2 separate regions of the Mus musculus genome follow, and region 2 is linked to region 1. Evidence: chromatin loops called from intact Hi-C (ENCODE). Cell type or tissue: heart. All regions are shown on one strand. Links, peaks and the distances in the headings refer to the core of each region. The heading gives the core; the rest is flanking DNA. Region 1 holds the start of Gclm (glutamate-cysteine ligase, modifier subunit). Region 2 overlaps Abca4 (ATP-binding cassette, sub-family A (ABC1), member 4).

Evidence for each region. Peaks named below come from ENCODE experiments on the same cell type or tissue, not always from the same donor. Only the 100,000 strongest peaks of a DNase experiment are listed, where the experiment ranks them.
Region 2: it touches region 1 in a loop (2.2-fold over the local background); 3 of 42 quality-filtered maps call a loop at or near these places.

The regions. Positions count from the first base shown.
Region 1 is chr3:122,235,119-122,249,603 of GRCm38, forward strand. It overlaps Gclm (glutamate-cysteine ligase, modifier subunit), which reads left to right and starts at 10,439. Exons shown (of 7, transcript NM_008129.4): 1 at 10,439-10,993. The coding sequence starts at 10,868. It overlaps Gm46822 (a long non-coding RNA gene), which reads right to left and starts at 9,254. Exons shown (of 6, transcript XR_001783970.1): 1 at 8,753-9,254; 2 at 8,515-8,648; 3 at 169-268. In heart, for the core only: CTCF peaks have their summits at 10,320 (motif pointing right), 10,519 and 11,154; DNase peaks (open chromatin) are centred at 10,423 and 11,023; H3K4me3 peaks cover 3,137 bases; H3K27ac peaks cover 4,224 bases.
Region 2 is chr3:122,160,137-122,176,218 of GRCm38, forward strand. It overlaps Abca4 (ATP-binding cassette, sub-family A (ABC1), member 4), which reads left to right. Exons shown (of 50, transcript NM_007378.1): 41 at 2,165-2,285; 42 at 2,725-2,787; 43 at 3,652-3,758; 44 at 6,512-6,653; 45 at 9,757-9,891; 46 at 10,606-10,709; 47 at 10,793-10,885; 48 at 13,643-13,892; 49 at 15,938-16,024. Among named protein-coding and RNA genes, the nearest start is that of Gm40138, 42 kb to the left of the region's middle. In heart, for the core only: CTCF peaks have their summits at 9,630 (motif pointing right) and 12,717 (motif pointing left); no DNase peak of the experiment used is centred there; H3K27ac peaks cover 569 bases.

The DNA of each region.
Region 1 (14,485 bases), core at 6,486-14,485:
ATCGAACTAAGTTTTCTTGTTCTACTTAGCAGTGTAAAAATGGATTCATCCTCCTGAACATTTTCTAGGCAAAAGAATATGTAGTTTTAATTTTGAATAGGGAATTCTGGAAAGGATATACAGTGAATGGCTTTTGTTTTGAAGTAGAAATGTTGAATTTGTTTTTACCTTTATTCGAACCTCCTTCGCTTTGGTGAGGCCACTTCCATCTCCTCAATGGCAGTGGGGCTCCAGGCTTCCAGAGCACAGCAGCTTTGCATCTGATCACCTGGGATAGCAGATGAAGAGGGAATGAGTTTAGAAAGACTCTTACATTCATCATTACTAGAATGTACTTAATTCATCTATACTCAATAGGAAAAAAATGAAAAAGTCTCAATATATGCTGAAGGTAGTGGCTTCCACCCCACTATAATTTTTTGTTACGCTTTCAGCTTCTATATTCAATCCAGTCTGACAAGTGTCACTTATATTTATAGGAAAGCACACATATAAAGGGATGGATAGCTTTCTATATCTTCTGAAATGGTCTTGTAATGTAGGCCAGTCTGCCCTTGAACTTGTGATCCTCCTGCCTCCACATCCCTGGGCTGCCATTATAGGCACATGCCACCAGTCCTGGCTGGAAGCCATGCATTTGCCATTATTATGAATGAAACAGACCACTAATTTCCATAGTTGTGATATCATCATGCATGTGTCAGCCTCATCTTGCTAGAGGGTCCTGAGGAAGGGTGTTTGGGAGCAGTGGAAGAAGGACTCAGTCAGTGATGGATGCAAGGTGACAGCACTGTGACCTCCCAGGCAGACCAAAGCCCAGACTTTTATTTGCATAAACTACTTCCTCAGAAATTGTGCATCAGTTTAATTATTTACCCCAGCTTCCCTTCTGATCATTCCATGAACCAGCATTTTATGACCTTCACCCATGACCCTTAAAGATACAGAGCACATTTGAGGCAAATGAACCAGACAGCATTTTGTTTTGTTTTTTTTTTTAACATCCTATTCGGTTTGCTAGGCATAGCACTTGTGGTTGCCAAGTCTAGACACAGAGGCTATTTTTATGTGAGAAAATTAGCTTTAAGTATAATACTTTTTCTAATTTTTTTTTTTTTGCAATTTAGCTAGCTTTTGTTTGTGCTGATGCAAACAGCACTGAAGCTACTTTTTATAATTTTTAGCTCCCTTAACATATTCTTTTAATCTTTGCTTTTTTTCTTCTTTATCTCAACAACTCCAAGGCTTATTATTAGAAAGTATTAAGTGAGCCCAGAAAGCAGGGGCATCATTAAGCCTTCATCTTTTGTTCCTGATACCAGGTTTTTACCTCTATTGACCAAATCCTGTCTCCTTCCTTACTATCTTTCTGACTAAACTGACTCATTAGTGCAGCTGCCTCTATCCTTTCAGGTCCGTGAAGCCCCTCATACAATTCATATTGGATCCTTATATTTTGCATAGTTGAGGAATCCTATAGAACAGTATAATCTTATGCTAATTTGTATATTCTTGAACTCATATTTTCAGAGATCTTTCTCGTAGCCTTAAGGGCTGTCCTGAAGGTCACAGACACTACTGCTGCAGAACATGAGACACGTAATCACTTTCCAGAATCGTGCTGTCTCTGATGATCAAGGAGTTGCTATCCTTGATAGGGAGAACATCCCCCAAAGGAGGAACATGAAGTAAAATATGATTATTATTATGCAAACAAGCCTTGTGCTTATAGCGACCATCAGCACTGAGGAGACCCAGGTCCTGCTGGCTCTGCCACAGGTGCAGGAACCATGTCACACTGTCCCTTCTGCAGCCATGCTGGACCCAGTAATATTACAGTGTAGGGTCATTTGTGATCCGAGATATGAGGGATCTGGGAGTGAAGCAGTGAGCTGTGGAGTGAAGAGTGAAGAGCATCAGATGGAGGTGAACATAGATGCTCCTCATTGCAGAATGGTGTTGGAGAGGTAACAGATGGCAAAGTATGCCTTATGGGTTCTGATATCAGCCCATCATCACCATCTTATAAACTGCCTTCTATTTGTAATGCATTTAGTCACCACTTTTATGTAGATGACTTGCACAAACTTGCACTGTATTTATGGGACAGATTTCTCCCAAAGATTTAGACAAATATTTATATGCTGTTTGAATGTCTTCCACGTACTGCAAAGTCAATATGTTAATATACAAACAAACCATTTTTTTTCTCATCTGTACTTTTAGAGAACACAGTACACAATTTGCTAACCCCTCATAACCTGATCTTTCCTCTACCACATTCAAAGCAGTATTACCAATTATGGTGAAGCCATGATGCGTGCTACCTATAGGCTTAGATTTTTCAAAACTTACTTTAATAAGGGTTCTCAAACACTTTGACACCCTGCCCCTTCTAGCTCACAGTCTAAAGGTAGGGGAGAAAAGATGGTAAATAGGACAAGGGGATATGGTTTAGTAGTTCTTTGGGGTGATTTTAATCTGTTTGTCAGGATACCAGCAGCACAGTTCAGTAATGCCAGGATACCAACAGTCCAGTTTAAAAGTGTCACCAAACACAAATCAGCAATGATGGCACAATCCAGCAGAAACTGCTAAGCTTCTGCCAAATTGGCACGAGTCAACAGAGTGAACAGGACCAGTTGGAACATCAGGAGTTCTCTTCTGTGCCTTTCTCAACAAAATGAAGATCAACGAAGATGCCAAGCCTTGTGCTTATAGCGACCATCAGCACTGAGGAGACCCATGTCCTCATGAACAGTTGCACAGCTAGTTATGTAAGCAACCTATCACTGTCTATTGAGTCCTACTTATACTCTCTTTTAATATCATATGTCCTCCCACAGGTCTTGCCTCATCAAAACACCACATGAATAAGCATCACATGACACAACCAGAAACTTTCACTTCATAGAACAGTGCAAATAGATCTATATTCATCAACTTACACAAAACTCAAGTCCAAGTGGATCAAAGACCTCAATGTGAAACCACTTACACTAAATCAAATAGAAGAGAAAGTAGGGGAATATCCTTGAACACACTGGCACAGGAGACAACTTCCCGAACAGGACACCAACAGCTCAGGCATTAAGATCAACAATATAAAGAACTCAAGAAATTAGACACCAATAAACCAAATAACCCATTTAGACATAGTATACAGAGCTAAACAGAGAATTCTCAATGGAGGAATCTCTAATCACCGAAAGCACTTAAAGAAATGTTCAGTATCCTTAGTCATCAGAGAATTACTAATCAAAATGACTCTAAGAGTCTACTTATACCCTTCAGAATGGCTAAGATAAACTCAATAGATACCACATGCTGGCAAGGATGTGGAGCAAGGGGAAAACTCCTGCATTGCTGGTGGGAGTGCAAACTTGTAAAACAACTCTGGAAATCAATTTTGCAGTTTCTCAGAAAATTGGGAATAGCCCTACCTCAAGACCTCAAGCTATACCACTCCTGGGCATATACCCAAGAGATGCTCCACCATACCCAAGGACACTTGCTCAACTTTGTTTAGAGCAGTTTTATTTACAATCCAGATGTCCTTCAACCAAAAAATAAATTTTTAAAATCATGGTTCATTTACATATTGGAAAATGACACAGCTACTAAAAACAAGAACATCATGAAATTTCAAGGCAAATGGATGGAACTAGAAAAATATTATCCTGAGTGAGGTAACCCAGACCCAGAGGGACATGCATGGTATGTACTCACATATAAGTAGATATTAACCATAAAGTACAGGATACTCATGCTACAATCCACTGACTCAAAGAAGCTAAATAAGTAGGAAGGACCAAGGGAGGAAGCTTGAACCTCACTCAGAAGGGGAAATAAAACAGTCATTGGAGGTGGGTGGAGGGGATGAGGAGGAGGGGAATCAGGTGTAGGGAGAGAGCTGTGGAGAGAGGGCAGGGCAAGTGAATGGAAATTGGTGAAGAGGGCAAGGTTATTATGAACCAGAGACCTGGGGTTGGGGAGGCTCCAGAGAGTCTATGATGGTGACTCCAACTGAGACTCCTAGCAGTGGGAAATGGCCATCTCCTGTAGCCAGGCTGAACTCACAGTCTAGGGATAAGGATGAAACCCATCCACAAAACTTTTGACCCGAAATATGTCTTGCCTATAAGAAGTGCAGGGACAAAGATGGAGCAGAGACTGAGGGAAGGCCTACCAATGGCTAGCCCAAATTGAGAGCCCATGGGCAAGAATCAATCCCTATTAATTAATTAATGGTGCTCTGTTATGCTTGCAGACAGGAGCTTAACATAACTGTCCTCTGAGAGGCTCTACCCAGTAGCTGATGAGAAAAGATACAGAGACTCACAGGCAAACATTAGATGGATCTGAGCCTTGTGGAAGAGCTGGGGGAAGGATTGAGGTACCTGGAATAGATAAGAACTCCACAAGAAGACCAACAGAGTCAACCCTTGGGGGCTCCCAGAGACTGAACCATCAACTGAAGAGCATACATGGTCTGGACCTAGGCCCCATGCACATATGTAGCAGATGTGCAGCTTAGTCTTCAAACAGGTCCCCTAACAAATGGAGCGGGGCTTACCTGGACTCTGTTGCCTGCCTGTGGATCCTGTTCCCCTAAGTGGGCCGTCTTGTCTGGCCTCACTGGGACTTCATGTGCCTAGTCCTGCAGTGGCTTGAGATGTCAGGGTGAGTTGGTAACCAGGGCAGACCTCCCCCTTCTCAGAATGAAGGGAATGGGGCATTGGGGAAGGGTCATGTGAGGGGCGTGCCAGGAGGAAAGAGTCTGCAATCGGGATGTAAAGTGAATAAATGAATGAATTAATGGGTAAAAGGGCTGGAATTGAAGCTTTCTGTCAAATAATTATTAACATTATTCAAGTCAGTTATTCACCAGTTTCTTTGAAATCCCAGTAAATGTGTACTTTCTTGTTGCTTTTAGGACGTTCCTATGAACCTATATGGTAGGTTGACTCAGGGGGAGAGCTCTGACCCATGCCCTCTGCACAGATGTAACAGTTGTGTAGCTTGGACCGTCTCTGACTCTGTTGCCTGCCTTTGGGACCCCTTTCCCCTAGTGGGCTGACTAGCTTAGCCTCAATAGGAGAAGATGCACCTAGTCTTACTGCAACTTGATATGCCAAGGCTGGTTGCCAACCAGGAGAGGCTTCAACTTTTCTGAAGAGAAAGGAAGAAGGACTGGAAGTTGGGTGGGGGGGATGGAAGGGGAGGAGGGAGGGGAAACTGCAGCTGGGATGTACAGTACCGTGGGGATTTGGGGGTGCAGGCCACTCCACTGTTCTGAGCTAACGATAGGGCTGATGCAGAAGGGGCAGCAGTCGGTTCGCCTCAGAGAGGGGTGAATCTAAGAGGCCAAGATAATGCTTAGGCGATGGCAAAGATTTAGAACAGAACAGCCGTTCTGGTGGTAAGCAGGTATTTTAGGAGCATGCCATGCAATTGAATACAACAAGCAAGACTGTTAGTAGTACTGTAATTCTACTGAGAATGTAGAAAAATCGTTGGGGCAGCTTTGCCCTTATTAGAGAAAGAGAGCAGGTGAGAATGCCATCTAAAGATCCTTAGCAGGCTTTGCTAGGTTTCAACAAGACGGCTGATTTTGCTGTCACCATTGTTGTCACTTGTCTGGCTCAGGAGTTGAAGGAGCCTTTCACCAGCCAATTTACGTTCAGAAGTCAGTCACTGAGTTTCTATTACTGTGTCCTCGTGAGGAAGAGAGAGTCAGGGAGGAAGACTTTTCCGCATGATGCTAACACAAGTACTATTTAGTATTGTGAAACTTCGTTGTGTGGCTGCCTGGACACTGTACCAGAACCTTCATACCAGAACCCTCTAGAAGGATACATTTTTTTTATTTAAATCTTGATGGATGTAACTCACGTTAGTCGGATCAAAGTGTAAGTCACTGTGCCATGTGACACATGTTTGTCACATCAGACTCCTGCACCACAGGGAGTAGATGCTTGGAAATGTACAAGAAGTCAGATAAGGTAACTGTCCCATGGTCAGTGCATTTCCAGCAATAGATGCCTGAGCCCATGGACCAGGTGTGATGCACCGGCGGAGGTGGCCAGGATGGGTCAAACCCAAGAGAAACCCAGATACTAGCTGTTAACATCACAACCAGGCAGCAGCAGCGAATCAGGAACCTAAAAGAGAAATGTATTTCTAATAGGATTGTGTCACAATGTCCGGGGACACCATTTGGGTGTCCTGAATAATTTTTCAAACCTGAGTTTGACAGCATAGGCTTTGGCAGTCTCCTTTTACCAGCAAGCATGAAAGGTTCGGGTGCAGGAAGACACACAGAAGCTGTCAGAAGTACACGTCTAAAGAAACTGTGCTGTGCTTGGTAAACACAAATTTTAAAGATTTGGCCTCAATATTTAAGAATATGGAACTGTTTTCACTTCCCCTGCAGAGAGAGACATCACAGCAGTAAAGTGAGTGAAGGTCTTGTCCTGTACCTGGGCAGTGTATATATTTTTCAGGAAGAGAACCATTGGTGAGAATTTTGTCCAAAATAATCTATCCTATGGCTATGTACAATGTCTGACGACTGTAGTTCATTAAGCTGTTAACGAATGCTGATTATTTTAGTTCTCGTTATACGTTTTCCTGCTGGATGTTTAAGACCATCTAGGTGGTTAAAATGAATCTTTTTGTTTCCTCCCAAGGGCAGTTGAAGACCTGGTTATCAGGTGTGACTTGGGAGAAGCTCCTGGCTCATCTAGCTTTTCTTTTTCCCTTTAGTCTATGTATGTGAGGAGAAGCCAAAGGCCTTGCTTGGCCGTTGCAATTTTTCCTCTGTGTTGACCAATGTCCTGGCAGACTGGATGCTGGGTAGAGCCCACTCAGTGGTACAGACAAAGCCTCCCTAACAAGAGAACAGACAAATTCCCACAGTTACAGGACATCTTGAAAGATGTTGCACAGTTATCTGGGAGTTCTATGATCTTGTAGAACAAGGGGGAAGATATCCTCTGCTTTAATTTCTCTGACCAGATCAGTGTAGGTTTTCAAGTATGGTTTTTGAACTCCCAGATGGCCAGTTGTACCAATTTGTTATTTTTAATTAATATGTAATGTTATGGTAAAGTTTAACCAGAAATTAAAGTGTATCTGTTGGATCAACAGATATTCATGTCACTCTGGAACTGTTAGAAAAGAAAGTTCAACTCTATATCCACTAAATTGAGTTCAATGAAGGTCTCCAGATGGTAAAATATCTGCAAAGGAAAACTTACACAATCAATTTATCGGCAAAATATAAATTAAATAAAATTGTTCTCTTTGTAAAAGAATTGAGAAAAAGTGCATGCAAAGAAACTAAACACCTAAGATTTTATAATTAATTCCTACATTGTGCTTTCAGACTAAAATTACATTTTTAATTTCAAACATAAGTAAAATTGAAAGAAACCTATAATCCCTTGTCCTAACCACTATCTAACTACTGTTGTAAATTTCTTTGACCATGTGAATACGTGCTTCTCTATTCTTAGGCAGTATTTAATTATGGCTTAAATGGGTATTTTTTATATTACAAATGCTGTGTATATTCGTTACTAGAGACTTTGAAATGGAAGATCCACCTCAATACTTTTCTCACTTTCTCCTTACATTGAAAGCCTTGGTGTGTCCTCACATGGAGTAACATACACAGCATTCACAATCTACTTTTCCCATCCTTCCTCATGCCCTAAATACATTCTCTGCATGGATGGTTAGAGCGTAGGTAACTCATTTCTCCCAGCCTCTCTCCCCCGCCCCCTCACTTCAAATCATGTGGGGTGCCCTGGACACTTTGTCAAATTAGAGTTGTTTTTCCTTAGAGCAGATTCTAGCTTAGGGACCGCTCCTATCCCTTCAGCTGACTTCAGTCGCTGTGCCTTGAGTGTCTTTCTGACTCTGGCCTCTCACCTCTACCCAGCATGCTCTGCGTCCTGTTCTGGAGACTGGGGATAAATAGCATTGCTGCTGGCTGCTTCTCCAATCGCAGCCCTATCTGTCCTGTGCTGTGACATTTATACTATCATAGTTCATCTACAAACCCGTCACTCCCAACTGCCACCAAGAGGTTTTAAAAAATAGCTCTTTAAAAAAAACTTTTATTACAATAGATCAACTAGACAAAGTGCATTAATTGTGTAAGGCTGAGTTACAAATAACTACTAAGCAAAGGTTGTCTCAATTGTTCTGGAGCCCCCACCACCCATTCTTCTGTTTTACACCCTGGTAATAATTTCTTTGCACATTTGTGGTTTTACTACATGTTTGTACTTTCCTAATGGGTAGTTTAATTTTGTTTATTAATTAGTTTGTGTGAATAGACTCAGAGCGTATACTTTTCCATGTATCCCCGCCACCCCTTAGTTCTGTTTGTTGGTCCTTCCCAGGAGAGGGTTAAGGCTCCTGAAAACAAAGCTTACAGTGTACCCAAGGAGGAAGCAAGGCACCTCCCCCCCCCCCCTCCCCGAGACAAAAGAGCAGACTCACAATGACTTTGCAGCCAAGTTCTTCTGGCTTGTATCCCTTTCTTCTGCAGCCAAAGGAAATGTAGATTACTTTTCTCTTCACCAAGAAACCATGGAGTTACAGCAACAGTATTATTAAGTAAAATATGCAAGGCACTGAAAGCATATAAATCATGCACAGACACATTAAAGAATTTAAATCACCTGTAATATGAACCAGTAAAGAGTTTAAAATACAGCGCTTAGGTTCCTCCGCCCACCTGTCCGTTGGTTGTTTTAAAGTAGGTATTTGCATTCCACAGCCCAGGCTAACACTGGGTTCCTGATCCTCCCTCCGAGGATCCTGCCTCAGCCTGCCGAGTGGAGGAATTGTAGGCGCGTGCTACCACGTGTGGTCTCAAAGGGTCTACAAATGTACATCTCAGAAACAACGTGAAGTCCTCCGTGCACTCCTGAGTGTGCCAGCCTGTGATAGTCAGGTTATAACAGGAGAGAGTAGAATACAACAACAATTTTGAGGGCTAGGGATGCCCACTGTCAGAACGCATGTGTAAGCCTTCGACCCCAGCACCATAAATAGTAGTTCTCACTTACTGAACATTTATTATAAGCCAAGTACTGAACTAAGGACTCACCATACCTTCTCTTAGTAACTCATCACAACTACCTACCCAACGGCAGATCTGATGTCCTGTGGCCTCCAGGGGCCCTGAACGGTGCCCATAAACTCATGGAAGAAAACACACATACACACAAATAAACAATATTTTTGTATGTTTGTTTTGAGACAGAGTCTCTCTACCTAGCTCTGGCTGTCCTGGGACTCTCTATGTAGACCAGGCTGGCCATGAATTCACAGATTCACCTGCCTCTGCCTCCCAAGTGCTGGGATTAAAGGCGTGTGCCACCACCACCCGGCGACCACTAAGTTTTAACCAAATATTTACATGGACTTTTAAGAGAATATAATCAAAAGTCTAACAATGACCATAAAAAATTCATCAGAAGAATCAATTGTTTATATTTAAGTAAGGCCATGTGAGGGGCTGCTCCTGGGAAACCTCTTCTCCATGGATTCTTGCTCATTGGATGTGCACAAAGATGTACCCAACACCAGCCTCACTTTTTCTGGAACGATCTTCCAGCCTTTCCTATTTCTTAGTAGTTTACCAACTCAGATTCATGTTTCTTTTGAAAAGATTTTGCCGCCTTATAATGAAAATCTCACCTGGCTCTAACATACCTGACTGGTTTGTTAAAAAGTTTGTTTCCTGGGTAAAACTTTAATAAACGGTCAGTTTGCTATTATACCCAGCCATCTCCAGTGGGAATGGGGAAGAATCACGAACAACTTGTAAAAGTGTGAATCATAAAACGTTCTCTGTTACCATCTGTTCCTTATGCTTAACTGACCTGGAAACTAACTGCCCCGTGGTATTTTTATTGTTTAATGTTTCATGGGCTGAGGCCTTTCTCTCGAAGGATTAGGCTTCTGAAAGGGGAAAATTAAAGTTGTACTCTCTGGTTTCATACAGCACCAGCAAATAGGTAAATCAACACGCTGGAAGAAGAATGATCAGTTTGGGGGAAAGACTCTTGGGCAAAGCAAAGCAAAAGGAAAAAATAAAAATAAATTTAAAAAACAGAGCGGGGCGCGGGCAATGAGACACTCGCGCCATCGCATCAGCTCCTTAGACACAGAAGCAGGCACGCTCTCAAGGCCTGGGAGGATGGACCTCCGGCGGTCCTCTCGAAGAGGGCGTGTCCAGGGCCGCAGCGCGGGCGGCCATTGGCTGAGCGGCGCTCCCGGGCGCACCGTCAACTCTCACGAGGCGCTGGCGGCGTAGGCCGCGCGCCGCGCTCTGGCCGGCAGGGGGCGCACGTCCGCGCGCTGTTCTCCCCCGCGGCGCCGCCCGCTCCCGGCCGCCCGGCGCCACGCCCGCCGCAGGCCGAGGGCCAGTCACCCGCGGGCCTGCGCCCCGCCCCTGGCCCGCCGCGGGACGAGTAACGGTTACGAAGCACTTTCTCGGGTGAGGTTTCTGCTTAGTCATTGTCTTCCAGGAAACAGCTCCCTCGTTTCAGCGGCGGCGGCGGTGGCGGCCGCAGAAGCCGCAGCGACCGTCCGCGCCGGCGCCTCCCTCCCTTCCTTCCCTCCCTCCGGGACCGCCTCTCCGTCGCCGCCCGGCCTCCTCGGGCCCGAGCGCACACCGGGCTGTGGCCGCGCGGAGTCGGCAGCCTCGCGCTCTCCTCTGGGGCCTGGGGCACCGCCGCGCCCTGCGAGGCAGCCGTCTGCCCACTCGCCCGCCCGCCTGCCCGCCCGCTCGCCATCTCTCCGCGGCTCCGGCGCTACCCGGTCCCCTCCGGCGGCAGCTGCCATGGGCACCGACAGCCGCGCGGCCGGGGCGCTCCTGGCGCGGGCCAGCACCCTGCACCTGCAGACCGGGAACCTGCTCAACTGGGGCCGCCTGCGAAAAAAGTGCCCGTCCACGCACAGCGAGGAGGTGAGCACGGTGGGGGCCGAGGGTCTCCTCGAAGTGGGGACAAGCAGGGCTCTCCGGAGCTCGACCCGCTTCGGAGGTACCGAAGTGAGCTGGGTACTATCCCGGCTTGGCAGGTGCCACTGCGGGGCGAGGGGCGCCTCCGCCGGTCGGAGTTGATCGCACAACTCTTGAGGGCCACCGGGTCCCCTGTCTGGCTGGACAGAGCCACTGCAGCCCCGCGTCTTCATCTTCCGTCCCTCTCCCTTAGCCAAGGTAAAGGAAAGATAAAGGTTTAGTGTTTGGTAGATGGACTAACAATAGGTTTAACTTTGATATTGTTGACATTGCTTTCTCTATTGTACTGAATTTGGATTTGGGACAAATAACTTACTGGATGTTAACATTGTATTTGCTTCAAAACCATTAAAGAGGGGCAGGTGGTACACGCCTTTAATCCCGGCCCCTAGGGAGGCAATAGCAGTAGGATCTCTGAGTTCGAGGTCAGCCTGGTTTGTATATTGAACTCCAGGACAGCTAGGGCTACCCAGTGTCAGCCCCAACCCCCACGCCCCCAAAAAACCTAATGTGTAGTTGGAAGTGACAGATTAATCTAGAATTAAAATGTGTTATATTTGTGTTAATGGCCCATTCCTGAGCCAGTGGTTCTCCATGGACCGTGCAACTCATTGCAGAGGCGTATTGATAATATGGAACATGTATACTACTTAAAACAACAAAACAAGACAGATGTGCAATTATGTGTGGGGAGTAATAAGCTGGGTATGGTGGTGGGCTCTTCTAATACGCAGCCTCAGTGGGCTAAGGCAATAGAATGTAGAATTCGAGGCCAGCCTGGGCTACCATGTGATGAGGTCCTGGCTCAAAAAATAAATAAGATAAATGGAAACATTTTAAAAAAGAAACAGTTACACCTAGGAGCTATTTGACTTTGAGACTGTTTTCCCGGCTATAACTTTAACCTTGAGTAATATTCTCTCATCAAGTAGTTGTGGTAAGGAAAAGATGGGGTATGAAAATACTCTGCACACAACATGCTTGTTATCAACTGGATCATCAGAAAGGTAAACAAATCCTGGTTAAAGGCTACATTTCCTAAGTTAGGTCATATTGTAAGGTCGGTCTCAGTGGTCAGAGACAGACGGGCTTCTGCTCTTTTAGTGAGGCAGGCTCTACAAGAGCGCCTGGACTCCTTCGTTGTAAGTTGAGAGCCTTCACTGGTCAGATTGGGGAACCAGCTCCCTAGCCCAGCCTGTGCTCAGCTTCCAGCTGAGTTGGGCCGCTGTTTGAACTGCCCACTTGGCCTGTTTCTCTCAAAGGTGTCTCTGCATCTTGGCTTAGAGCCGTAGCTCCTCCCGGCACTGGGTTCAGTGTACCCTTTGCACCTTATCTCTCCACAACACACTGCAGTAGCTTGCAACGTTTGTTTGTTTTTAATGTTCTTATTCTTTGAGAATTTCAGTGCATTTTTCAACCATCATCATCAGAGAAGCGGTCAATGTTTTTTGACGGAAAATATTGCATTTTTTCATTCAGTTCACACGCTTCTGTTTCTCTTGTGTGTGTGTTTCAACATATTAGAAACAGGCTGCATAGAAAGGATATTACTAACCCTTGCATACTATGTGGGAGATGTTTTTTCTATCCTGTTGCACTTTGTAAACAATTGACTTTTTAAGCTGGGTATGGTGGCCAGGCCTTTGATCCCAGCACTCAGGAGGAGGGTCTCTGATACAGGGAGGGGTGTGTTCTGTCTGCTCTTAGAGACTTCTCTTCTGTGTGTGAGCTCAGAGGCCAGAGGTTGATGTCTGATATTTTCCTTTAGATAGGGTGCCTCACTGAACCCAGAGCTCAGGGATTGGCTAGACTAGCCTGTGTGTCTGTTCCCTCAGGCCCAGTACTGCCTACTGCCTCCTACCACTGTGCCTGGCTTTTCTCTGGGTGCTGGGATCTGAGTTCAGGTCCTCGCGCTTGTCTGACAAGCACTTCATCCCCTGGGCCGTATCCTCGGCCCGCAGAAAGAATTTTCTAACAACCAGAGATCAAAGTGGGATGTGCTATTTAAAACAGTTCAATTCACTTGAAGAGATTAAGGAAACTGGAAAACAAAACAAAAATAACCACCTTTTTCCCAAAGGCCTGATCATTTTTTTCTTATAGATTCTTATTTTTTGATTTTTTAAATTTATTTATTTTGATTTTATTTTTTATTTCCTTTTATTTTACGTGCATTGGTGTTTTGTCTGCATGCACGTCTGTGAGAATATTAGGTATTGGAGTTATAGACTGTTGTGGGGCGGTGGGAATTGAACTGGAGACCTCCAAGAGAGCAGGCAGTCTTCTTAACCACTGAGCCACCTTTCTAGCCCCTAAAATTTACTTCTATTTCATTTTTATACATTTATATATTTTTATGTATGTATTTTATATATTTGTATATGTGTTTTGATTATAGTTTCCCTTCTGTGATTTCTCCCAGACACTCGCCATTGAATTTTATGTTCTCTTTCTTTCAAAAACAAAAACAAAACCCCACAATGTCACAAAACTTCAAAATGAAAAAACAGAAGACCAGTAAGACAAAACATAGCTAGACAAAGCAAAAAGCAAAAAAAAAAAAAAAAATCTCGAGAAAAGCCATGGAGTTTGTTTTGTGTTGCCCTGGAGTATGCGTGATATACCCAGTGACACTCCTGGAGAAAATTGATTTTACCCCCTTACCAGTTGGCATTAATTGCAAATTAACTCTAAGGTTGGGGTGGGACACCTAGACTTCTTTCCTTTCTCAGTGCTAGGAACCTGACCTGAACCTGTGCAGGCCCTGCCCCAGTGCCACAGTCTCTGAATTCATCTGTGCTTCAGTCCAATTGTGTCTGGACGACACTGTCTCCTTGTCCCACCTCCTATTCTGCATGGATCCCTGTGGTCTGAGGAGGGGGTTGACAAAGACATTCCATTTAGAGCCATGTGCTCCGCAGTCTTCCACTCTGAACATTGCCCCTTTAGTCTCAAGGCTAATCCTGTCCACTATTGGAAGCAGCCACTCTGATGGAAGTTGACCAAGGCAGTGATCTCTGAGGGTTTTTTGGTTGGTTTGTTTGTTTGTTTTTTAATATCTTAAGTTTTTAATTTTGAGTTTTATGTTAGTTGGGTTGTTTTTTTTTTAAGATTTATTTATTTATTATATGTAAGTACACTGTAGCTGTTTTCAGGCACACCAGAAGAGGGCGTCAGATCTCATTACGGATGGTTGTGAGCCACCATGTGGTTGCTGGGAATCAAACACAGGACCTTTGGAAGAGCAGTCAGTGCTCTTAACCACTGAGCCATCTCTCCAGCCCTGCATTTTTTTTTTTTTTTAACAAACAAATATTTTTTAAAGATTTATTTATTTATTATATGTAAATACACTGTAGCTGTCTTCAGACACTCCAGAAGAGGGCATCAGATCTTGTTACAGATGGTTGTGAGCCACCATGTGGTTGCTGGGATTTG
Region 2 (16,082 bases), core at 5,431-13,430, 76 kb before region 1:
GATATCACAATGGCCTAACATGAGCTAACTTTTCTAAGCAGGGGAGATCTTAATTTTTTTTTTATCATTTATCCTCCTTATTCTTTGTCCATCAGTATAAGCCCCTGTCTAGGGCAGAGGTAATTCCAGCCAACCTAACTTTGTTGCTGTATCTTTTCCTCAAGGGGCATACCATACACGGCCCTAATCTTAAATGGCATACAATTGCCTGAGTTTAACCTGATCTACTGCCAAATTTTCTAGCCCACCAAATCTTATTTACCTTTTAACGTTTACTGTGTCCTGATCATCTTGTTCCTAAGTACAGGGGCAGATGTTCCAAAAGTATCTTGGAGTTAGAGCCTTGTAAGGGGATCTCTGACATCTTTATTTGAGTCATAACCTTTAGGGTGTAATAAAGACCTTCAAGTAAGGTCAGATAAGGATATCTTGATAAAGACAGGAGAGATAATATGCTCAGGGTTTTCCCAGGGAAGCTTAGAAGCAGTTCTCCTGGGAGGAGGTCTAAATGATTCATAAGAAGTTTTTCATCAGCCGGGCAGTGGTGGCGCACACCTTTAATCCCAGCACTTGGGAGGCAGAGGCAGGTGGATTTCTGAGTTCAAGGCCAGCCTGGTCTACAAAGTGAGTTCCAGGACAGCCAGAGCTACACAGAGAAACCTTGTCTTGAAAAAACCAAACAAGAAAAAAAAGTTTTTCATCAACCCAATATCCCAAGTTGTACAAATGTTAGCGCCCTCCACCCCAGCATGCAACACGTGGAGATCATGGTTTAAAGTGGAATACAGCAAGGCAGCGATCACATTAATCAGCTCAGCTTTGCTGATCTTTGTCAGGAAGCTGAGCTGGCTTTATGACTTTTGCTGTTCCCATTAGACATGGCTGTGCCAGGCATGGCCTGCACAAAAACATGGCAACCCCAGCGAGTAAGACTGGTATACGGAATGGAAGGACTTCTAGGGAGCCATGGAATAGGAAGATGAAGTGGTATGGGATGAGTGCAGAGGGGCACAGAGTTGGGTCACGAAATACTCCTCATCTTGATGACTTGGGACCCAAGAGCAACATGAGATCCCTGGGGGTATTTTAACCAAGGCAGTGACATGACCTTGCCATGCTGGGAGGTGAGATAGGAGCCCATGCTGATGTGCAAAGAGACAACAGTGACCTGGATACAGATGGAGGCATTGGGAGATGATAGAGTAGAAAGGGCTTTAGACAAGACTTAGTAATATGTCAGACAAGGTCAGTAAGGAAGAAAGGAAAGACTGGAGCCCTAGGCTGGGCCTGGCTACCTTACGGTAGGCCTCTTGCATCCAAGGATAGCTAGGATACAGCATAACACACTTGTAGATGATGATGTCATGTATCAGTGCCAAAAGGCTGGACATTCTAGATGTAGGTAGTCAGAAAGATTTTCAGAGAAGGGTCTGTGCCTTGAAGGATGGGGAAGATTCTCTTGGCAGGGCAGGAGCAAGAGAACATGCTGAGGCCAGCAGGTGGGAATGGCCTGCATAGTGTAAGGACCAGGGTCAGGTGCCAGTGGTTGGCAAAGGAGTGAGTGTAACTTAAAAAAAAAGTACAGATGGCAAAGGCATAGAGGATCTGTCTGCAGGACAGAGATGCTTGAAGAGGTTAGACTTGGAACCTATGACTTGGACCAAGAAAGATTTGGAACGTGTGTTAATAAGATGCCAAAGCTATCTTGTCATCGCATTGGTAAGGAAGGCTGGAGAAAGAGGGAAGGTTGGTAGCTAATAACTCACCTACATTTCACTTGCCGTAGAGCAACGGTTTTAATAATATAAAGCTGGCTCCCAAGTCTTTCCTCAGGCACGACTCAGAGTTCATCTTCACACAACCTGAGACAGCCTTCTCTCCCGTTCATGTGGTTGAAGAAGACAACAAGGCTCAGAGAGATCCAGGGACAAGCATAGGTCAGGCATGAAGAGGCAGGACGGCAGCACAGAGAGGATTTCAACAGAAGCACTTGACCTGCCTGCCTAGTGTCCCTCCTGACAGGAACCATTTTTAGACTAGACTTAGAGAAAAGAAGTCCAGAGGAGTAAATGTGGGGGAACGGGAAGGATAGTTGGGCGAGAAGGACGGTGGCATGACGGTTACTGCACGCCCAGCACAATCCTGCCCATGCCCCTTCCTCTAGGATCGCTGAGCCTGCTAGAGAGCCCGTTTTTGATGAAGATGACGATGTGGCTGAAGAAAGACAAAGAGTTATGAGTGGGGGAAATAAAACCGACATCTTAAAGCTAAACGAACTAACCAAGGTGAGGAGCAGGTGTGGGCGGTATTTTCTTGGCATTACAAGCCGAGCACACAGGTGGCACAGGACCATCATGCTGTCCCATACAACCCCATACTGTCTTTGTATTGTCACTTGCCTCCTGGGAGCACCTATTTCCCATGACATTATCCCTGCTGTTCATTGTGGATACCACAGGGTCTCCAGAAGAGGTTCTCCAACTGAGCCCTGGCCTCTGCTCTCTGCTGTTCCGTTTGCACATGGCATGATTCACCCTCCACACCTCTCTGTGCCGTGGCTCCTCTTCCAATGCTGTGTTAATGTGTAGCCTCCTGGTGTTTGTGGTTTTCTTCCAAGTCACTCTGTGCTGTCCTTTGCTCTCACTCCTCTGCCCTGCCCTACCCTATTCACTCACTGCTCTACCCCTGTCTTGGTCTTGAACCCAGTCTCTTTGAATTTTACAGGTTTACTCAGGCTCTTCCAGTCCAGCAGTAGATCGGTTATGTGTTGGAGTTCGACCTGGAGAGGTGGGTACCGTACTAACTAACATGAAATAGCTCTTGAGAAAAATCAGCCCTCCACCATGAGTCTTCTCCCTCTGACCAGAGCTTGACAGTAGAAATCTAATGAAAGTCAAACTTTCTAGTAGATAAGGTGTGTGTGTGTGGGGGGGTTAAGTTTACTATTTTTATTTCACACAATAGATCTAAAACAAAATTTTGATGTGTAGTTAATGTACAGCTCTCTTAGTCAGGGTTTCTATTTCTGCACAAAACATCATGACCAAGAAGCAAGTTGGGGAGGAAAGGGTTTATTCAGCTTACACTTCCATACTGCTGTTCATCACCAAGGAAGTCAGGACTGGAACTCAAGCAGATCAGGAAGCAGGAGCTGATGCAGAGGCCATGGAGGGATGTCACTTACTGGCTTGCTTCCCCTGGCTTGCTCAGCTTGCTTTTTTATAGAACCCAAGACTACCAGCCCAGGGATGGCACCAACCACAGTGGGCCCTGCCTCCCTTGATCACTAATTGAGAAAATGCCTTATAGCTGGATCTCATGGAGGCATTTCCTTAAGGGAGGCTCCTTTCTCTGTGATAACTCTAGCCTGTGTCAAGTTGACACACAAAACCAGCCAGTGCAAAAACATTACTGAGATATTTTTCATTTTTCTTTTTTGTCCTTGTTGTAAGTCTTCAAAGCCAGTGTGTTCCACGTTTAGTGCCCATGTTGGTTAGGATTAGATGTGTTTCATGTTGGTAGCCACACATGACCAATAATCTCAGTAATGGCACCCAGGTATGAGTATCCCAGCTCTCACACTGGCCTGGGGTCTGGCAATGAAGATGTCCTTGGTCACTAGGGCAACACCTGTTCTCTGTTTTCTCCTAGTGCTTTGGCCTCCTGGGAGTGAATGGTGCAGGCAAAACCACCACATTCAAGATGCTCACTGGGGACACCACAGTGACATCGGGGGATGCTACTGTGGCAGGCAAGAGGTGAGTGCTCTGCCCTTCCTGTTGTACGGTGTCCCCCATAGGCCATGTCCTTGTCCTAGCATGTGGAAAGCCATCCAGTGTCATATGCCAGTATAACTCCGAGACCTAGAAAGATCTATGCAGAGAAGGGGGCCTCCCATAGAATGTGATTCAACAACACACAAGACATAGATACACTGGAAAAGCCAGACTAAAATGTAATGGTTGGGAGTGTGCTCTTAGCATGAATTCCTAGAAAGTTCTAGAAAACACTAAGTCAGTGGTTCTTCATCTCTTTGGGCTATAGGCTCCTTTGAGCAACTGCTGGACACTGTACCTTCTCCCTCTATAAGGATATTCCACACCCTCCCTTTCACTCCCTCCTGACAGCTTACAAAGCTTTGAGGGATGTACTGAGCCCAGGGGTGCATCTGTGATCCCACTGCAGCCTCTGGATCCCAGGCTAAGAGCTCCTAGGTTGATACATCCTTTCTCTGGGTTGAGTTTCTCTCAATGGAGGTCCTCATCTAAGGGACTTCAGGAGACCCCCATCATCATTAGCCATTTGCATGCCAATCCTTTTTCCCATCAGACCAAGGAAAGCTGGCAAAGAGAAAGTTGGCCTGTGTTTTTGGCTTCTGGAGAGTGGCTATTGGCCTCTATAATAATGTGAGCTTAAGCAGATCTCTACTCTGTGCGGTAGGGCATGTGGGTCCGTGCTCCACCCTACCGCTGGGGTGCTGGGCAGCTCTGCTAGACTGCATTTACCCTGTGCCTCCACTGTTGGGTGCTGGGCTTTATCAAAGTGCCAAGACATCTCTCAGGGTGTGGGAAAACAGCCAAGGATGTGGGAGGCCAAAGCTGGGGTTCCCAGGTTTCTAGGCATCCAGTCACAGCTGGGGTGCCACACAGAGAAGAAGGGAACAAAGTGTTGTGTGTTGTGTCGACAACCCATGACAAGGCCGGGACCAGAGGCTACAAACTCCTGGACATCCAGGCTCCCGCTAGGTTGTGTGGAATTGGGAATGAGCTGGGGGGCGGGGGGCATGGGATGAGCGCTATGATGACAAGCCCGGGGCCAGGGGAGTGGAAACTCTGGCTTAGTTCATCAGCAAAAGTCTTTAGGATGGTTGTCTGGGAGCACAGAGAGGCCTTCTGCAGGTGACTCAGCCATCAAAGGCATTCTCCCTGCTTCTCACTGCAGTTCTGCTCACTGTGGAGAAAGGATACATACCAACAGCTCAGGGTGGACCAGGTATTAAATACTTCTTGCTGGAAGGAATGTCTGGGAAGGGAAGCTTATTGGCTAAACCTTCAGGGCCTCATTATCCTACAGAACTCTGTTTCTGGCTACATGACCACAGGTCACATTTCCTATGTGAGAAGTGTGGCATGTGTTCCAGGCCAGGAATCTAGTAGGGAGCAGGGAGCTGCCTACTATTCCAGGTGGGTGCCGGGTCTCTGAAACCACTCAACTGTACCAAGTTTCCTGGTACCGTCCCTTGTCTCCCCAGGGCAGGGAAGAGAATGGTCTGTCTCTTTACTGGCTGTTCCTGAATAGCAGCACCCATGCACAGTGTCCTCACAGCGCTCCATTCTGGCTTATTATTAGTGGAGACAGACATTGCTGATGGCTCCCCAACATCTGCTTGATTAAGACCCTCTGCCTTTACCCAAGAGCTCTGCTCAACACAGCCCAACAAGCAGGGGGAGGCTGGAGCATACCTCTGGGATGATAGGTGAATCTGAGATTCCAGCCCTCCATGGCCATATGTGGTGGGTCTGAAGCAAACACGTTGACAAAGATAGAGCCAGGTCATGGCCGAGTACACTTTATCTGCCACCCAGCTATCTGCTACCAAGCAAATACAGTGATAACAACAGGACTTATGGTGAGAGAGCTCAGTGGCAGATATAGGAAGCTATTAGGCGACACCAGTTTTAGTACAGATGAGACACAGCCTGCTATCCTGAGGTAAAACTGAGCTGTAATTTAGAGAGAAAGCAAAGTTTTAAAGACTGGGGCTTACAGGTGAGATAACTCCTATAATTTGGAAAGGTTCCTTCCTTGCTTCCCTGAGTAGTTTCAACTGTCCTACCTATACCTGGAGTGGCCTTTGTCACAGCGGGGGAAACTGCGCCTGGACTCGCTGTGTCCTGTCCTGTTATAGCTATCCTATATTAATAAGCTCTGATCTGTAAGTGGTTAGACAAAGGTGACTGGATAACATGCTCTATGCACAGGTTTTTGTTGTTGTTCCAGTCAATACATTTTCTAGTAAAGTATCGATACGGGATTAAGCAGATGGAGAAGACAGAAACATATTCTGCCGCTTGCCAGACTCCTTTCTCTGGGTAGTTATCTGATTACCCCTCTCTGTCTGTGAATAAATACAGAGGATGTTGTTGACTTCCACTGGGAGGTATCACCTTTTCCAAGCTACCCCTCAAAGTCTGGAAGGGATTAAGATCCAGGAACGATCCATTGATCACTTCCTAAACCTTTGCTTCTAAGCCCTCAAGCCAGGAGATCCAACCTACTCCTCACTCACGTGGCAAGTGTCACCTTAGCTGTGTGACACTCAGAAGAAGCCAACTATTTAAAGCCCAGCACTCCGGAAGTTCACGTTACTAACTAAGGGATCCCCACTTTGATGTCCAAATTCTGAGTGTTTCTAAAATGGAGAAGGTCTTGCCCCACGGCCAATCTGGCCCCTGCTCTTTGGTTACCCCCTCTATGAAGGAAACTCAGTAATTCCTCTTTCTTCTTGCAGCATTTTAACTAGTATTTCTGATGTCCATCAAAACATGGGCTACTGTCCTCAGTTTGATGCAATCGATGACCTGCTCACAGGCAGAGAACACCTTTACCTCTATGCCAGGCTGCGGGGCGTGCCATCGAAGGAAATCGAGAAGGTGAGAAACAGTGTACTGTGGCCATGTGGGAGGTGGGCAAGCTATGGCCTACACTTATGGAGTACAGTCATGTAGAGACAGAAAACTGGGCACACTGTCCACCCATTCCAGCAAGTGAACATATCTCCTGTGTGCCAAGTCCTGACCTAGAAGCTAGATATAGCAGCAAACAAAATGAGCTCATGCACAGTAAATTCTTGCCCTGGAGTCTGTTTGGTGAAACATGCATTTGTCCTTTAACCTCAATCAGTATAGCAGGAAATTTAAAAGTGGCAGTTTTTTTTTCCCTAACCCAGCTAGCTCCCAAATAATTGAGATAGAGATTTACAGATTTATTCAACAAACTTTAAGCACAATAACTGAGCAGATATTCCTAACCCTCTATGCTACCTAGCTACTTCCCAGCCACACACCCAAGTTAGTGGCATTGGCTTGCTCTGCTCTAGTGTGTGCTCCTGGTGAACTCCCTTGGTGACCTCCTCCTCTTCCACTTCTCCTCTTCCTCTTCCACCTCCTCCTCTTCCTCTTCCTCCTCTTCCTCTTCCTCTTCCTTCTCCTCTTCCTCTCCCTCCTCTTCTCCCTCCTCATCCTCCTCTTCCTCTTACTCTTCCTCCTCCTCCTCCCTCCACCTGCCTCATGGCCCTTCTTCTTCTAGATCCTTGCCCACTTCATGGTGAACTCCTTCTCCCTGACTCTTCTCCCTGGGTCCCCTGGCTGGGATTGGAAGTCCAGCCTTTGTATCTCCTCTGCCCAGTCATTGGCTGTTCAGCCTTTACTTAACCAATCAGAGATAACTGAGGAACATTCTTTATGCCACATTGATACAGGAAATTCTTCAATATTCCTAGCAATGCCCCCACATCCGTGCCAGATCTCATGCATGCACAGAAATCAGGAATACATGGTGCACAAGACCAACCCCCAACAAATCAACATTCTAGAGACTTATCCTGACGATTCACATACCACAGTATAAAATGCTTATGCGCATGGTTATTCATTACACTTGTGATTGCAAAGTACCTGATATCACCTAAATATTTAGACATGGTCAGCTGGATGGTACATGTGACATTCTGATGCTGCTGTAGGGAAAGAATAAGGATGGCCTCTGTGGCCTGTTATGACATATTGTCAGGGTTAGTTCTAAAGTTGCTGTATGAGAACAGGCAAGGTGTGAAGGTGAACATGTGGGACGCTGCTTTTAGGTAAGAAATAGAAAAACAAGAAGCAGCTGTGTGGGTGCTTAGCTTTATTGATAGAGGGGTACACCAACATACCAGACAACAATGATTTTGATCATAAGAGGAAATTGGGGAGAAGGGCAGAATGGAGGGAGTAATGGTTCTCTCAGGTTATCCTTTTGTCTAGCTTTGACTCATGCAGGTGTGCGCATGCGCTACAGATTCAAAACTAAGACTGCATCAGTAAGAATAAGAAGAGAGAGAAAAAGTGGAAACAGGAAGAAAGTCTACCACTCAATATAAGTGGAAACAAGTTACTCTGTTTTAAATAATTGTGCAGATAGTGGGGTATTTATCCTTAGTCGTGGGCAAAGTAGCGTAGGACAGAGCTCTTCAATTTCTGAGCTATTTTTTTTATGTATTTGCCTTTTATTTTAGTATGGACAGAATAATTCTGAATAATTGTAGGTATGTGACATAACTGAGTAAATGAACAAATGTGTTGATGTTTGAGATGTTCACTTCTTTGATAGAGGAAGTAGAATACATTTAGGAAAAGGGAAAGCAAGAAAGAACTAATTTAGTAATGGATGGATCACAGGGCTCCCAATGGAGGAGCTAGAGAAAGTACCCAAGGAGCTAAAGGGATCTTCAACCCTATAGGTGGAACAACATTATGAACTAACCAGTACCCCTGAGCTCTTGACTCTAGCTGCATATGTATCAAAAGATGGCCTAGTCGGCCATCACTGGAAAGAGAGGCCCATTGGACACGCAGACTTTGTGTGCCCCGGTACAGGGGAACGCCAGGGCCAAAGGGGGGGAGTGGGTGGGTAGGGGAGTGGGGGTGGGTGGGTAAGGGGGACTTTTGGTATAGCATTGGAAATGTAAATGAGCTAAATACCTAATAAAAAATGGAAAAAAAAAAAAAAAAAAAAAAAAAAAAGAACTAATTTAGAGGAGTGGGTGGGAATTGGTGATGTCACTATGTCGTCTTGAAATGTTCATGTGCATGTGTTTGTGCATAATGTAGGTGTGTTCATACATACACTCATTATATGCATGTGTGTGTATATGTCTGTCTGTCCCTGTCTGTGTCTATCTATCTGTCTGTCCTCTGAGAGGACCAAGGCACAAAAATACTCTAATAGCAATGGATACACCTAATATCCAGATTTTGGTCCTATACCATCCCTGGACAGGTTGTCCTGGGTTCTAACAAGCCATGGAGAGCAAGCCAGTAAGCAGCACTCGTCCATGGCCTCTGCATCAGCTCCTGCCTCCAGGTTCCTAGCCTGTTTGAACTGTTCCTACCCTAAGTGCTTTCAATGATGAACAACACTATGGAAGAATGAATGAAACCGTTTCCTCCCCAAAATGCTTTTGGTTACAGTGTTTCATCACAGCAATAGAATCCCTAGGTTAAATACCATATTAAAGACATCAATAGACAGTCACCTCTGACCCAGGAAGTATAACAACAATGGCAATATACCCCACTGTTCACCCCTCCACAGTGCCTACTACAGTGCCTGCCTGGCTCGTGCTAAATGCTCTATAAATATTCATTAGATGTACAAGAAGGTTGCAGATGTGTCCCTTCTTTGGGGGTAGAGTCAATGGGTTTGAGATGCACTGTCTTCTCAGAGACCCTGGAACTCTTGGAAAGATGTATAGTCTTTGGAAGGCTGAACGCTCTTTCCAAGAGGGCTGTAGAGCTCAGGAAGTCGCACTGGTGAAACCAAAGGTCAAGTGTAATCTTAAAGTATGTACTGGTAGATACCGGCCAGCAGATGGCGCTGTCACAACAGAGCTGAGCCTGGCAGGATGACCTCTGAGAACTCAGCCTTGGTCCATGCCTGTTCCTGGGACCTTCAGTTGTTCATCATCCACCAGCTGAAATTTCTTCTCTTTCCTAGGTTGCCAACTGGGGTATCCAGAGCCTGGGCTTGTCTCTCTACGCTGACCGCCTGGCAGGCACCTACAGTGGAGGCAATAAGAGGAAACTCTCTACAGCCATAGCTCTCACTGGCTGCCCTCCCCTGCTGCTGCTGGTGAGGGCATCGTACTCTGCAGAGTGGAAATGTCACGGACGTCCTGAGTTGAGAAAATTAATTCAGGGCTTGCAGCTTTAGAACGGCAATAGATTGCCCCTTTAAGGCAAATTAGCCAAGTGTTTGGTCACAGCACAGTCTGACCTTCAATGCCTGGAAAGTCTCTAGAAGGTCCAGAAACTCAGACTGGAAAGCCCTGTCAGCTCCAGGGAATGTTGCGATCTGGTTAGAAATTAGGATGAGGAAATCTGTGTGGACCGGAGCATCTACTTCAATCAGAGGCTCCGGGGACCCTCTCGTGAATTGGACCACAGTAGAGTCCCTGAGACCATGCAGTCTGGGTTTTAAATGACATGGGACATAGAGAGGACTGTAAAGTTACTTGGGCTATCCCCCTCCCCTGACCCTTCCTAAGGATAATTCTACTATTGTCTTTATTAATTTATTGTTATTGTTCATATTATTATTATTATCCTATTTCTGTATTTCTATTATCCTAACCTTAATTCACTCACAGCTGGCATGGTCCTATAGGTATGTACCATGTGTCTGTAGTCTCCAATTCCCCTTCTACCTATGTGTCCTACAAGACATGGTTCTGTCTTGCTTGCTGGGAAGTGGCTGTGCACTTGTCTGTTAGCCCAGGAAGGATGTAGTGATGGAGAAAGACCAACTCCGCGTCCACATCTCCCTCTTTTCTCTCCTACTCTGCAGGATGAGCCCACGACAGGGATGGATCCCCAGGCACGCCGCATGCTGTGGAACACCATTGTGAGCATCATCAGAGAAGGGAGAGCTGTGGTTCTCACCTCCCACAGGCAAGAGATCCCCAGGGAGGTGGAGAGAGGGAGGGAGGAGCACCCCCTCCCATCTGTCTCACTTCCTCTCTCCTGCTTGACAGCATGGAAGAATGTGAAGCTCTGTGTACGCGGCTGGCCATCATGGTGAAGGGCACCTTTCAGTGTCTGGGTACCATCCAACACCTCAAGTACAAGTGAGCAGGTGGAGGGGCCTGCGTTTAAGTACATTCTGTGGGTTCATCCAGGCCTTGACGTCATCATGGACAGTTGGGACGCTTGCCTAACCATTCCACAGGCATTGGCTAGTGATGGCTGGGCCAGACTCTTTAGAGGCAGATGGAGAAAGCCAATGAGATGTTCTACACTGGGCTAATTGCTTGTGGCTGGAAGCTCACAGGAGTCTCTGGATAGGAGAGTTCTGACTGGGACATTTACAGAACCTGGCTGGCATGGGGGAGGGCCATTGTCACTGACCCAGTATCAGCCCACATTTCCTTAGAGATCCAGGACTTGTGGCACATTTTGTGAGGGTTTACAACCAATGTAGGAATGAGTAAGAGACCAAACAGCTTGAGAAACAGTTTTTCTTTCTAGAATATTATGTATGGTTAGGTTTGAAAAATAAATGACCATATGTCATATGGCAAACTAACAATCTTGAGGAATATTACCTTGTGACCACAGACTTATAGGTGGTTAGAGATAATTCCTTATTATTTATAACTTGTGAGATAAAACTAGCAATTCATTGAAATGAGATTATTGTAACATCGTCTTTCCTCGCATCCTAATATGTCAGTGGATTTCTAGTTGTCACTCTTTCCCAGGCATACTAGAATATATTTAGCATGCTTATGAGGAGCCAATGATATAAGCTATCAAGCTAGCTGGCTAGGATAACAGAGAATGTCACTTATCTGTGCTGACATCAAACCTTAGGGAGTTCATGAAGTGTGTTTCACGGGAAACTACCATCCTTCACATGGGTGGGAAGATCTAAGATATATGGTGAATTTGGCAAAAGGGTTTTTGATCCTGATTTATTTCTTAAATAACTACCATGTGGAGACTACACAGATAGCTATAAAAGTATCAGCATGTGAGATCACCAGGCCCGTGTCAGCAACTCCCCATGCCTAACTGCTAGAGTACATCCTTCCACATTCCCTCTCATTCCTCAATATCCCAGTGGTAGCCAGGTAAGGGGGAGGGTAAGGGGGAGGGTAAGGGGGAGGGTAAGGGGGAGGGTAAGGGGGAGGGTAAGGGGGAGGGTACTCCCATGTGAATGGATGGCTGATTTCCAAAAACTGGATGGCTACTATCTTCTTACTGTAGAAACAGCCCCAGTTCATAGAAGAAGTTCTCCAGTAAACTTTAATGAGTATGATATACCCCAATGTAGGTTATCACAGTCCCCAGCCCATGATTCACACTCTTTGATGGACCATTCTTGATCTACATAGCAAGGGGCATCATTGTTAGTCTGCTTTATATCACTGTAACAAAATACCAGAGGAAAAACCTGACATCAAGAAGGAAAGGCAGGGGCTGGAGAGATGGCACAGAGGTTAAGAGCACTCTTCCAGAGGTCCTGAGTTCAATTTCTGGCTACCACACTGTATTAGTCAGGGTTCTCTAGAGTAACAGAACTTATGGATAGTCTCTATTTAGTAAAGGAGTTTATTGATGACTTACAGTGTGCAGTCCAACTCCCAATAATGGTCAGTAGTAGCTGTGACTGGAAGCCCAAGGATCTAGCAGTTGCTCAGTCCCACACAGCAAGCAGGCAAAGGAGCGAGAGAGATTCCCTTCTTCCAATGTCCTTATATCGTCTCCAGCCGAAGGTGTAGTCCAGATTAAATGTGTGTGACACCAGGTCAGAAACTTCTATCTCCCAGCCTCCAGATTAGAGTCACTGGTGAGCCTTCCAATTCTGGATTATAGTTCATTCCAGATATAGTCAAGTTGACAACAGGAATAGCCACTACTCACGGTGGCTCATAACCATCTATAATGAGATCTGGTGCCCTCTCATGGCCTGCAGGCATATATACAGGCAGGCCACTGTATACATAATAAATAAATATTAAAAAAGAAGGAGGAGGAGAAGGAGAGAAAAGAAGAGGAGGAAGAGGAGGGGGAGGGGGAGGGGGGGAGAGGAAGAGGAGGAAAGGCTCCTGGCTCAATTGATTTGGGCCTGGGGTAGAGCATCATGGTGGTGGTAATGTGTGGTAGAAAAGCCTACTTACCTTAGTAGATTCTAGGAGAGAGGGAGAAACACACACACACACACACACACACACACACACACACACGCATGCATACGCATCCACAGGCAAATGCACATGCATGTATGCACGTACACACACAGACATCTTTCAAAAACGTGTTCCTATGATCTGCTTGCTTCAGCTGGGTCCTACCTCTAAAGGATTCATCCACTAATAATGTGAGATCCCCTCGTGATCATATCACCCCTAAGTTCCAACCTCTGATCAGGGCTGCAGGAAGGACCAAGCCTTTAATACATGAGTCTTCAGGCAATATATCATATCCAGACCATAGCACAGCTCCACACCCTTCATGAACTTTCCTCAGGGAATAGTGCCTTCCCAAGCCTTTGTTCTTCCCTAGCAAATCATATAGAAGCCATTCAGTCTTCTCCTCATAGAGCTGAGTGCTCTAGTCACAAGTCTTTACGGATGGGCCTAGAATCTCCACAGGGGGCTACAACCACCTCGGACTTCAGCAAGTACGTTCATCCAACTTCACCACACAGACATTTAGATCTCCAGAAACTGATGCCAAACATTTTTTTCCGCTCCTGTTTTTAAACATGCGGAGCAGGCCAATGCTATGGGCTTTTAATCCCTATTATGCCTAATGAGTGCACTCTTTGTCTGGGGATTGCCTTAGCTCTTACAGAACTGAACACACTGTGCACTTGCTAGGTTTGGAGACGGCTACATTGTCACAATGAAAATCAAATCTCCAAAGGACGACTTGCTTCCCGATTTGAATCCTGTGGAGCAGTTCTTCCAGGGCAACTTCCCTGGCAGCGTGCAGAGGGAGAGACACCACAGCATGCTCCAGTTCCAGGTCCCCTCGTCCTCCCTGGCCAGGATCTTCCAGCTGCTCATTTCCCACAAGGACAGCCTGCTCATCGAGGAGTACTCAGTCACCCAGACCACGCTGGACCAGGCAAGTCCACCCAGGGTACTAAGTGGGTACTGTGCCCACTGTGCTAACACCTGACAAGAGTAGTGGGTAACGTGGAAGGCAGGCAGGATGCCCTCGCTTTAATGCAGTGTTAGTCGCTCTCCCTTAGATTAAAGGCTGACATTTCAGAAATGCGTTTCCAACACCATTTTAGTCATCCACAAACTTGACTATTTTTGCTTCTTTTTCTTCTTATATTTCATGCTTGCTGTTTTATGGTGGTAGCTGATTTCTTTTTCTTTCCAAGTCAACTTTGTCATGTGTGATTTGAAAAGAACAAATAGACGTATTTAACTGTACGGCTCAGTGAATTTTGACAAACATTTGCTTTTTATGTAGGTATTTATTGGTATGGATGTGATGTTTGTGTGCGTTCATGTGTGTTTGCGTGTGCATGTTTGCATGTGTGCAGGTACATATGAACGTGTGTGCATTTGTGCATATGCATATGGAGGCCTAAGGTTGACATCAGAGATCTTCCTCGATTGCTCTTCCTCCTATTCCTTGAGGTAGGGTCTCTCAATCAAACTCAGAGCTTTCTAACAATATGGATAGTCTTGTGAGCCAGCTTGCTCCAGAGATCTCCTGTCTCCACCTTCCAAGGCTATAGTTATAGCTTGTCGCACTTACCAGGCATTTATGTGGGTCCTGAGTGTCTGATCTCTGGTCTCCATACTAGCATGACAAGCATTTGAAATATTTTAATGGCTGAGCTGTCTCCATAGCTCATCTTTACTCTTCTCATCTTGTGTCACTAAAATTTTAATGGCTGAGCTGTCTCCATAGCTCATCTTTACTCTTTTCATCTTGTGTCACTAAAATGCTGTCTTCCAAACACCACATCCCCACTCTTTTTTTTTTTTTCCTGACAGTCTCTGGAAATTACCATTTCACTTTATTTTTGAAGATGTTGTTATGTGTAATCCAGGACCATACGTAAGCCTGCTTCAGCTTCCCTAGTGCTGGGATGACATGTGCTAACATGTCTGGCTTCATCTACTTTCTTTCTATAAAATTGTCTATCATCTATCTGTCTGTCTGTCTGTCTATCCATCTATCAATCCTATCTATCTATCTATCTATCTATCTATCTATCTATCTATCTATCTATCTATCTATGGATATATAGACACACACACACACACACACACACACATTCCTAAACATATAAATACAACCTTGTAGTGGTACTTACATGTGTATGTTTTTGTCCAACTCCCTCGGCATTCCTAGTATAGTTCTTTGTGTAGGGTTGGGGCCACCAGAGCTCCCCCATGATTCACATTAGCACATCTATTGGTGTCTTCCTTGATCAGATCCTTCTGTTGTCTATGAACCTGACTACTCTAGGCTCTTCATGTAAGTGAATAGTAATTGTCATTTTGGGTCTGATGTAAGGACCCAAGGCTTCATGTCCACACTGTATCGTGACTGAGGAATAGCCACTTCGATCCACATTTTACTTATCTATTCATTCATCAGCGAGCATTTGAGTTTTTCCTGGGTTGTTGGGGGATTGGCCCTTTTTAAATTTCTTTTGTTGTTGTTGATGTTTTGTTTTGTTTTTGGTCAACATCCTTAAAGACTGTTTGGTAAAACAAAGGAACTAAGCGAGTGTTGACCTCTAGAGAAGCTCTCGCCACCCTTAGAGAAGTGACAGTCACACAGGACTCCTGCAGGAGTTCTGGCCACACTGCTTGTAGAACAAAGAACACAGCAGAGAGCAGTTGCCTTTACTCGGTTGTTTTTAGAGAGCCTGGACCCTGGCAGCTTCCTTAGTTATCCCAATTTCTCCAGTCCATTGCCCTTTGAAGCCTCCTGCAAGCTCTTAGGCTCAGGCGTCTAAGAAGCAAGCCGTGTCCAGGGCACAACTGTGGAGACCTGCGACAGGCCATAGAAGGCGACAAGCCACAGCAGCCTGGCTGGCTGTCAACTATGGGGAATGCAGAGCAAAACACATAGGTGTTGTGGGGGGGGGGGGGTCTCATCTTTCTGGAGACGGCTGCTTACTTTTCTCTTGCCTGCAGGTGTTTGTAAACTTCGCTAAACAGCAGACTGAGACCTATGACCTCCCTCTGCACCCCCGGGCTGCTGGAGCCAGCTGGCAAGCCAAGGTATCCTACTGCTCTCTCCTAACCACGGCTTAGGTAGGGCTTTAGCTCAGGGGCCTCA